Linked DNA regions of Homo sapiens: region 2 is linked to region 1. Evidence: read pairs that join two places in POLR2A ChIA-PET (ENCODE). Cell type or tissue: Panc1. All regions are shown on one strand.

What was found. ChIA-PET counts read pairs that join two places held together with the same protein. Peaks named below come from ENCODE experiments on the same cell type or tissue, not always from the same donor. Only the 100,000 strongest peaks of a DNase experiment are listed, where the experiment ranks them.
Region 2: POLR2A ChIA-PET joins it to region 1 with 5 read pairs; 3 of 35 experiments call an interaction of 5 or more read pairs at or near these places.

What each region holds. Positions count from the first base shown.
Region 1 is chr2:170,158,577-170,163,576 of GRCh38, reverse strand. No RefSeq gene overlaps it. Among named protein-coding and RNA genes, the nearest start is that of MYO3B, 17 kb to the left of the region's middle. In Panc1, no CTCF peak of the experiment used is centred here; no DNase peak of the experiment used is centred here; H3K27ac peaks cover 1,199 bases.
Region 2 is chr2:170,007,882-170,012,881 of GRCh38, reverse strand. UBR3 (ubiquitin protein ligase E3 component n-recognin 3) reads right to left here. Exons shown (of 39, transcript NM_172070.4): 29 at 3,942-4,078. Among named protein-coding and RNA genes, the nearest start is that of MYO3B, 170 kb to the left of the region's middle. In Panc1, no CTCF peak of the experiment used is centred here; no DNase peak of the experiment used is centred here.

The DNA of each region.
Region 1 (5,000 bases):
ATGCTATTAGCACAACCTGAAAGACAGCACATAATTGGTGGCACATTTAAAATTCTGTACAACGAAGTCTGCTGCTGCCATCGAGATGCCAGGGTGGGGAATAAGGGTGATCCAGTGCAACTGATGTACTTGCATAAACAGAGGAGAAATAAGCGTCCACTGGATCTTTTCCAGGTTAAATCTATCATAGGGCAGTAGGAGAGCAATGGGCTGGAAGTCAGGAGACTTGGGTTCCAGTTCTGACTACCAGCCAAGTCATCTCAAGGAAGTCACTTGAATTACTGTTAGTTTCTAAGCTCCTTCAGGGAGAGGGATGATGACTGGGTTGACTTTTGTTTTAACTGGATTAATTTTGAAGGACAAATAAAAAGCTCAAAATTAGCATAGAACACGAAGAGCATTCCGGACAGAGGGAATTCTAGGTGGCAAAAGAAAGCAGTTTAAAATGGCATGGCATGTTTGGGGAACCTTAAGTATTTTAGAATAGCTGGAGCATAAATACCAAGGAGAAGCAGAGGCAGTCGTGTGGGACAGAGACCTGACTGTGAGATCACGTATGCCATGCTGGGAAGCTTCAGCTGTATTCAGCATACGCAACTGGAGAGTCATCAAAGAGTTTTATCATAAAGAGCTCAATCAGGCCAGGCATGGTGGCTCATGCCTGTAATCCCAGCACTTTGGGAGGCTGAGGTGGATGGATCACTCGAGGTCAGGACTTCGAGATCAGACTGGCCAACATGGTGAAACGCCGCCTCTACTTAAAATATAAAAATTACCCAGGTGTGGTGGTAGGCACCTGTAATCCCAGCTACTGGGGAGGCCGAGGCACGAGAATCACTTGAACCTGGGAGGCGGAAGTTGCAGTGAGCCGAGATCATGTCATTGCACTCTAGCCTGGGTGACTGAGCGACTTTGCCTCAAAAGAAAAAAAAAAAAAAAGAGCTCAATTAGACAACCACGTACGAGGTTTAGAAAGAGCATTCTGGCATCACAGGGAAAAGGGGAGTGGTGGGCTGAAAGTGAAGGAAATGGGATAATGCCAACATGGCAGCAAAAATTCTAATTAGGAGGCTATGGCAGACGCTTCACCACTCTGTGGCTCAATGTCCTCATTATAAAATGACAAGTGTATTAGTCAGAAACTGTGTATAAGTGACAAAAACATGTCTCAAACCAGCTTTTTTTTTTTTTTTTTTTTCCAAAGGTGGTTTCTTGACTCATATTTCAGACATGTCCAGGGCTATACTGACTGACTTCAGGCATCACTCACAGGATTTCATCAGAGCGCTCTCTCTCTCTCTCTCTCTCCCCATCTTTCTAACAGGCTCTCTCCACCTGAGAAACAAGGTGGCCACAGCAACCCAAGATTGCTAATCCATAAAGTTAGTCCCCTCCACTGGCAGAACAGCACAAAAAGAAGTGTCCCAAGGAAAACTCCAACTGATCTGGCTTTGGTCATGTGTCTAGCCCTGAACCAATCACTGCGAATTGGGAAATGGAGCTCTCTGATTGGCCAGGCTGGAGTCACTGCCTACTCCTGTGAGATGTGAGCAGTGTCTGCCCCAGTCAAGCCACAAGGACTCCCCATGGGAAATGGGACTCCTGCGCCTTCCTCTCCCAGAGGAAAGGAGAAAGGATGTTGAGTGGGCAAAAACAACATTGGTTCACTAGAGGAGATGGGGTGAAAGGGCTTTAGGATCCACATACTGTAAGCCATGTTTTCACCATAAGCTCATTCAAATTTCTCCATCAGGCAAGGCTCCAAGAGCCTCAAGCCCCAGTCCAGGAGGGGAGTTGAGATATTTCTCACTATTGGCTTAACTTATTGGCTAAAGTTTGTTCTTTTGAGCTAAGACTGTACACACGCACACACACACACACACACACAGATCAAGAATGAACAGAAGCAAATGACTTCTTTAATTCTCGTATAATTCAGCTTTACACTAAAAAGAAAGTGAAGAAGTGGGGAAGAAAGGGAAGGAGGATAAATTCCAGTGAAGCAAGTGCTCTTTTTCTAAAGAAAAAACACTAGGGCTCAGAAACTCTGTTAAATTGTTTTTATTGTGAAACTGGAAAAGGTTCCAAAGAGAGCAACCCGGATGATTAAAGTCATAAATACGTTCTGAGAAAAGCTCAAGAATCTAGGATTTTTCACTACAAAGAGAAGATTAAGAAGACTGAATAAATGACATGCACCAGTAAAGTACTTGGTTCCTGTCTGCAATATTAGAGAGTTGTGCTAGACATAAAAAATAGCTGTACTTCTTTCCTCCTCTTTTTCCTCCTCTCCTCCCACTCTGCCTTTTGATTGAAAAGATGTGGGGGTATCTCAAAATGACAAAAACCTACTCGTGAAGGGATATTGAAAGTTAAAATAATTACTAGAGTAGGGCGAGAAAAGAAAGAGAGAAGCCGACAGATTCTCAGGATAGGTATTAGATTACTGGTTCCATACAACATGAAGGAGAACTAAATGATGCTGAGGTTTCTTGTGCTTCAGTCTAATCTTAAAATTAAATTAGGTGATAATGTATATTCTTCTCACTTGACTTTTAGCCGTATTTCAAAAACCACCCTCCCCATACCTTAAAATATACAAATGTAAAAAAAAATTAGTCAAACAATATTCTATTTACACATCACTTAACACTTCAAGAAAACAATAAAGTGGTGTCACTCTAACATCTTTGGTTTCAAAGTACCATGTAGGATAAATGCATTTCTAATTAAAGACTTCCAAACTTTCAAAATGAAACAAAAATTTGCAAAATGAAACTAAGAAACCAAGTAACACTTAATTTTGTTATATTTAGCCTCATGTCAGCTATTTTTGTTTTAAAGTGGTTTATGATTCAATTGGCAAATGTTTAGGGAACGTATCTCATGTGCAAAATATTATCCTAGACACGGTGGAGAAAACAAAGAGGCAAAAGGAAAAGTCTCTACTGGCATGAAGCTTATAATTAAGTTGTGTAGACAAAGCATAAGTATTGTTACAAGTTAAATAAAAATGTATAAGAATGCATTATGGGCCAGGCACTGTGGCTCACACCTGTAATCCCAGCACTTTGGGAGGCCGAGGTGGGTGGATCACCTGAGGTCAGGAGTTGGAGACCAGCCTGACCAACATGGTGAAACCCCATCTCTACTAAAAATACAAAATTAGCTGAGCAGGCTGACGCATGCCTGTAGTCCCAGCTACTTGGGAGGCTGAGGCAGGAGAATCACTTGAACCCAGGAGGCGGAGGTTGCAGTGAACCAAGATCACATCATTGCACTCCAGCCTGGGCAACAAGAGCAAAACTCCATGTCAAAAAAAAAAAAAAAAGCGATATAACAAATATCACGTGGCAGGTTGCAATTAAGTACAAAATAATAAGTGCAAGAAACTCCCAGTCTCAAGCAGGGGTCATCACTGTGGGCTGGGGAGACTGCCTGGAGGAGGAAGTCCTGAAGGGGTCCTGCAAGCTGACTGAGAGTCACAGGAGAGGGCTGCACAGCTGAGAAGCAGGAATGTGAGGCTTAAATCAAGAATCTAGAAAGCAAACAAGAGAACCAGCATAGGGGCTCTCCAGGAGGCAGTGGGATCAGCCTGGGTGGATGTTTTGGCACAACCCTGGACTTCAGTTCTTTGGGGTTTAGAAGTTTCTTAAGAGAATCTCAAATAAAATTGTCATTTTGGGACCAGGGGTCTGGTTGCAATTGGTTTATTTGTATATACTGCTTACTGTGTTCCAGATGCAGTTCCAAGTGCTTTTTAAAGATTAACTCAATTCATCTTCATGACACCCCTTTGAGGTAGGTATTAGGAAGCTAATGCACAGAGTGGTTACAGTAACTTGCCTATGGCCACACCATTAATAAGGGATGGAACCAGTATTTGCAGCCAGCAGTCAGGCTCCCAGGTCTGTCCTGCTCAGCACCATGTTATACCCTACAAAGAAGACCAGGGCAGAATGTGCCTCCTGGAAGCAGGTCAGGAGTCCCCACCCAGGGCTTGAGAACTGAGTCAGGGTGATGGTGGAAGGAGGGGAGAAGGACACTGGAGGAATAAGGAATAGGAATAGATAATATAATGACTGGTTAGATATGAGTGGGGGAGGACAGCAAGGGAGAGGGGATAGGGAGTGGGGCTAGGGGTGATAAGAAAGGAAAATTCAAAGGGACTTGGAATTTTTAATTTTTATGCTTCCCCTGGTGAGGAGCAGGTCTACTCAGGGATAATGAGTCCAAATTTTGACCCAAAAAGTATGAGCTCCTTGAAGTCAGACAAATCTCAGTTTGAATCTGGCTGTGTGGCTTTGGGAAAGTTTCACAATCTCTCTGTGCCTCTTCTCCATCTCTAATGGGAACAATTCCAATAGCTGAGGTGATGTAAATCAAGAGTCTGGCACAGTGTCTGACAGGAGAAAGCCTTCCATTCAATGTCTTTAAGCCACTGGAGGTGTGGAACCCAGAGCCTGGACATGAGTTCATGGCTAGACAATTTGGATTTGGGGATGGAGAGAAGGCAGAGCTTGAAATAATCAGGAAAACAGCAATGTGACTGCCACTGTGCTGGGCTCTTCGCATGCTTTATTTTATATAATTCTCACAACAACCCAACAAGGCCATTTAAAGATGAGAAAACTGGCTTAGGAAGGATGAGTAAGAGGCAGCTTTTCCAGCCTGGGTCTGCCTAACTCTGAAGGCCTCAATCCTCACAGCTCATTGCCTCCCCAGCTGGTGTTATGAGAGGTGAGATCACCAAGAGATCGCCAGAGACTATCAGGGTTGGGGAAGATGGATGGAGACTGAATGGGAAAAGAGACCGAGAGGGATTATGGGAGTTTCTTTCCCTCCCCAGCCTCTCGTAGTCATGGATGCCGTCTGCAAACTGTGGGTATAAGCTGGCAAACAGTGGTTTTTTTTTTAAAACACCCAAATGTCAAAAGAGGAGTTTGGCAAAGTGGCTTTGTGCATATCATCTACACCACATGGGGAATCTCCAGTCAACT
Region 2 (5,000 bases), 150 kb after region 1:
TCCCCCCATTCAACACTAACTTCTATTTTAGACTATAATTTGAAAAGCAAACGTGTGTACACACACTACACACCCCACATTCTCAAACACACGTTGGTTTGGTGAAAAGGGCAAAGCTTCTGGAAAGAGATCTAGGTTCAAGGCCTGAGTCTACCACTCAGTAGTTGAGCAAGTTACTCAATTTCTCAGGGGGAAAAAAAAAAAAAAACCAGTATCTTCATCCATACCACAGCCTATATTATACAAGAGGCAATTCAACTTTTAACTTCTCCAGGAAGCTTTCCTGGGACAGAAAGAAGGACTTACACATATTTTATATTTCAATTTGCTCATCTTCCCTTTAGAAGTTCTACAGTGCTTTCTCTATATGATATTTTTAAAAACAAATTATATTCTGTTATATAGATTGATGTTATATTAGTTCCATCTCTCCAACTAAACTGTAAATTCATGGAGAACAGGGACTATTTCAAATATAGCTTCTAAATCCCCAGGGTACCTGATAAGATGCTTAAAAAGAAAAAAAATGGGAACTGACAACATCTTTCTTTTGATATGTAACCAATTATAAGATTCTCTTTAGCCCTTGCAGTTTATTTTCTTTCTTTTCCTAACTCTTCCATTCCCTTAAACCCAGTATTGACCCCACCAAGCCCCAAAAAAGGATTGTTTTAGGAAAGAATTTTTTGTTTTTTTAAAAAGATTCATAATTTGGTATTTAGCAAGCGTCCCTTTTATTTTGAACATGATTAGTTTACAAAGTAACCTATGAAGGTACATTCACTCTATTGAGTACCCACCATTTAAAGATGTCTCTCCACCTACATTGCAGTTACTTATGTTTCATTTTCTTTCCATTTTTCTCTATACAAACCACCTGCTACTCACCAGTATCTCTAGACTATATGAAACTTGAGTCCAAAAATCCTTGGAAAAATCAGTTACTGAAATTCATGTCATTCATTGTTTCAAGAACAAAATAATGATTGGTATTGAAAAAAGAAAACCTTCTTCCCCCCAATTTGGTTTCCATTATCTGTATAGATGACTGACATGTGTAATAAAATGAAAATTTTGGAAATATATTGAAACTTGAATGTAATGATTTTGATTAATTTTTAGATCATTTTAAATTTGAATGGATTTTCCAACAGTTTCTTCTCTGATACCCTCAGAAAATTCTCCAAGGCTTCACCATGCAAATAAAATTTAAAACCAAAAGACATGTACTGTCTTACAAAAAAAAAAAAAAAAAGAAAAGCTGTAAAACTCACCAGAAATACTTTGTTTCTAAATATCCAAAATTCAAACCCTCTGAAGAGCAAACAAAATTACTTATTCAGCAGGGAGAAATCCAGCTCTAAGAAATGAGGGTTGTATTCCACTCACGTTACTAATACTAAATACAAATAAATGTGCAAGTTCTAATGAATTATACATTTAAAAATCACTACATTTAATTCAAAACTTAATTCAAAGTAAGTTTATTGCTAAATATTCTACTTAAATATTTAAATATTGCTAAATATTTTAATGTTCACCTTTTAGGAATGTTATATGTTATGCATAAATAAGTTATATGTTATGCATAAAAGGCCTGGTTTCCTGTTTTGAGAAAATTACAATGTATTTAAATACAACATACTTTTTTCCTTCAATATATGTTGTTAATTTCTGAGTCAATTTGTTTATCTTATTTTTTATTTCTTTAGACAGGGTTTTGCTCTGTTGCCCAAGCTGAAGTGCAGTCGCTCAATCACAGCTCACTATAGCCTTGACCTCTCATTTCTTGTAGCTCAAGGGATCCTCCCATCTCAGCCTCCCAAGTAGCTGGGACTACAGATGTGTGCCACCAAACCTAGCTAATTTTTTTTTATTTTTCATAGAGATAGGGTTTTACTATGTTGTCCAGGCGGGTCTCAAACTCCTGGTCTCAAGCAATCCTCCTGCCTTGGTCTCTCAAGTTCTGAGATTATGGTGTGAGCCACCATGCCCAGCCTTTGTTTTCTTTGTAATGACTAAGTAAAACTTAGAGAAGGAATGCCGCCTCACTGGAAGAGCTTTGCAATATTTTGGGGAATTCCAAGCAAAAGATAATAAAGTTTTAAAGTGTTATATACACTCATTTTCAGAATTATTGTTTTGCTGCTTTAGAATTTATTAAGTTTCAGAAAAGGATGGGGGAAGTATATTTTCTCTGTTTCTCCGTTTACACCTTAGTAAAGCATTCGACATCTGTCCCTGCTTCTCTAAAAAATAGAGAAACCAAAATGTCTTGATCCAGAAGGTCTCCCACTATCACTGCAAGCTTTTTTCTGTAAGTTACTTACAAACTTAAACCAAGAAATAAGGATCTAAAACTTCCACTAAATTATATTTAAATCAAATTGTTTGATTTATCATACTACAGGAAAATTCCAATGACAGATTATTCCCATTCAATAAAGATTTTCTTAAAAGGTCAACTCTAATAAAATTAAAGGCATAAATAAATGAGCAACATAAATGTGTGTAGGTCTGTGATTGTGTATAAATATGTATAACAGAACTGAGTTGATCCATATTCAACCCAATCGTCTACAATGTTATAATCACAATATCATATGGAAGTTCTGTAAAACCTTGGCACCCTGGCAAAGTTAAATTATATTGTTTTGTTTTCACATAGTGTCTTTTATTGCAAGAATGTAGTAACTAGTAACTCTCCAGAAACAAAATACTAAATGTTATGTCTTCCCCAAAAACATTCTAGATAAACAAGAGGCTAGGAATATATAGACTACAAAGTTACTTTCCAATCCATTAAATCCTTTTACATCAACCCATGTCCAGTATTTGCATTCTCAGACCAACTAATGTTCCTTATCTTGAGCTCTAATTTGCTTGCTGCAATTATTCTAAATCTGGTTCCATTTCTCCTGGGTTCCAAAGGCTATGTATAGTTCATTTACTCTTTTGTTACCCTCTGTTCCAGGAGTGGACCAGAGAGAATAGCCATGATCAACTATATACATAATAGAACCTATAAAAGCTAAACATAGGAGAGGAAAAAGGAAGATAGCAATTGAAAAAAACAGTAAACCTTGACTCAAGAGATCCTACTCTGCCACAGACTTGCTGTATTGACCTCAAGTCACATTACCTCTCTAAATCTTACCTATTACAATACTACTTAGATAAAATATAAAGTATGCTTCCAAAGATATTCAAGGATGTACAGAGTCAGTTTTGGCAGAATGCATTTACAAGTTCTTAGTTGTGTCTGTTTTTCCTCTATTTACTGCTTTTATGGTTCTGCATTTTCACTCAAGTTTTCCAAAATTCCTATTTAGAACTACTGCTTCTGTATTGCATACAATTAGACTAATCCTTCCTAATCTGAAAGATGAGAAACATTCACTTCTAACAGCTTTCTTGAGCCCCTTACTCACTACAAATTGAGGTTTAGAACATGCCTGATCCCTTGCTTCCTCTCCCTTATCTGATTCTTCTAAACTCCTGTCTTTTAGGTTATCACTAGATCTTTTCGGTTTCTATTTAAAACAAAGTTCTTCTATTTCTTACTGTTCTTATTTTTCCATAAATCAAAGTGTTTAACATATTACAACGTTTTAGTTCTCAGTATTATCACTTTTTGACAGGTCTCATAGATAATACTCACATGTTCGAGGTACATATCTGCCCCAAAATGTTAGTAACATACTTTCCCCCATGTACTATAATGTTTAGTAACATTTATGCAAATATTTCATTAAAATAAAACCTCTTCAGGAAATAAAGCTGCACAGTTATAGTTATCCTAGCAGGCACTAAAACTAGCCATAATTTCAACTGATATTAAAAATATGCATCCTTTAAATAAATAAAACAAATATTTATTAAATAATAAAATCAACTATTAATAGTAAGTAAACTAAAAAGTATACACTATATATACCTACCTAGCAACAGAGTACATAAAGAGAAAATCATTGTCTGGTGAGCCCGGGGTCTTGCTATAGTCTCTATATTTCTTCTGAGTGGTATTTTTTATATCTTTCATTACAGATTCCATTTCTTTACTTAAATTTGTTTCTGACTATAAAAAAATGCAAACATACATATAAAGTTTATATTCACTTTCTTTAATAATGGTCTGAAACTAGAATGTTTATTATATGAACATAGTAGGAAATTAAAATTAAAAAGTCAAAACAGAACATTATCTATTATAAATATATTTAGTGTACAAAGTTAAACCAATCAAAAAATACTCTCTAAACAGTGATCTTTTATTCTAATTCTACATTGTGACTGGTAACACTGTAATCCAACTATGAATTAACCACATAAATTATGCTAAGCCAATGAGATGATGGTATTAAAATAATATGTTAGAACAAAGTTTCCATGTCTATAAAAAACCTGACTTTCATTTAAGTTCATTTTTCAAAGAATAATATCAATGTCCCGTAAGTTTAAGCATATTTTAAACACATAAGAATTTGGATTTATAAAATTTTAAAAAGACCACAAATTCTAAAATTAGTCTTCGCTTGAGAAAGGGAATTGCCAGATGAATCTATCTAGGTTTAAAGTATGCATTTCTGTTTCAAAAGTCAAATATTCACAATTTTCACAAATTTACTACATAAACCAGACACAGCTGTCACTTCTCTCAGAGACCATATCACAAATCTATAATGAAGGTGAAATTTTTTTTTATGAAGGTGAAATATTTTAAGAATTTAGACCAAACAAATCCTACTGGATGGGATAAAAGATGAGTTCCCCCCTACAGTAGTCTGACTTGTGATGAACAGTTCAATCAATTACACAATATTTTATCTCTCGAATACACATACACACAGTAAATACATGTGCATGTCTGTGTAAATATATCTTCTTAATCCTAATATACCTAATGGGCATATTTTTAAGTGATTAAATTGTGTTTTATATTGAGATACATACACACACACACACACACAGAGTATATATAGCTTGTTTTTTAAATAATT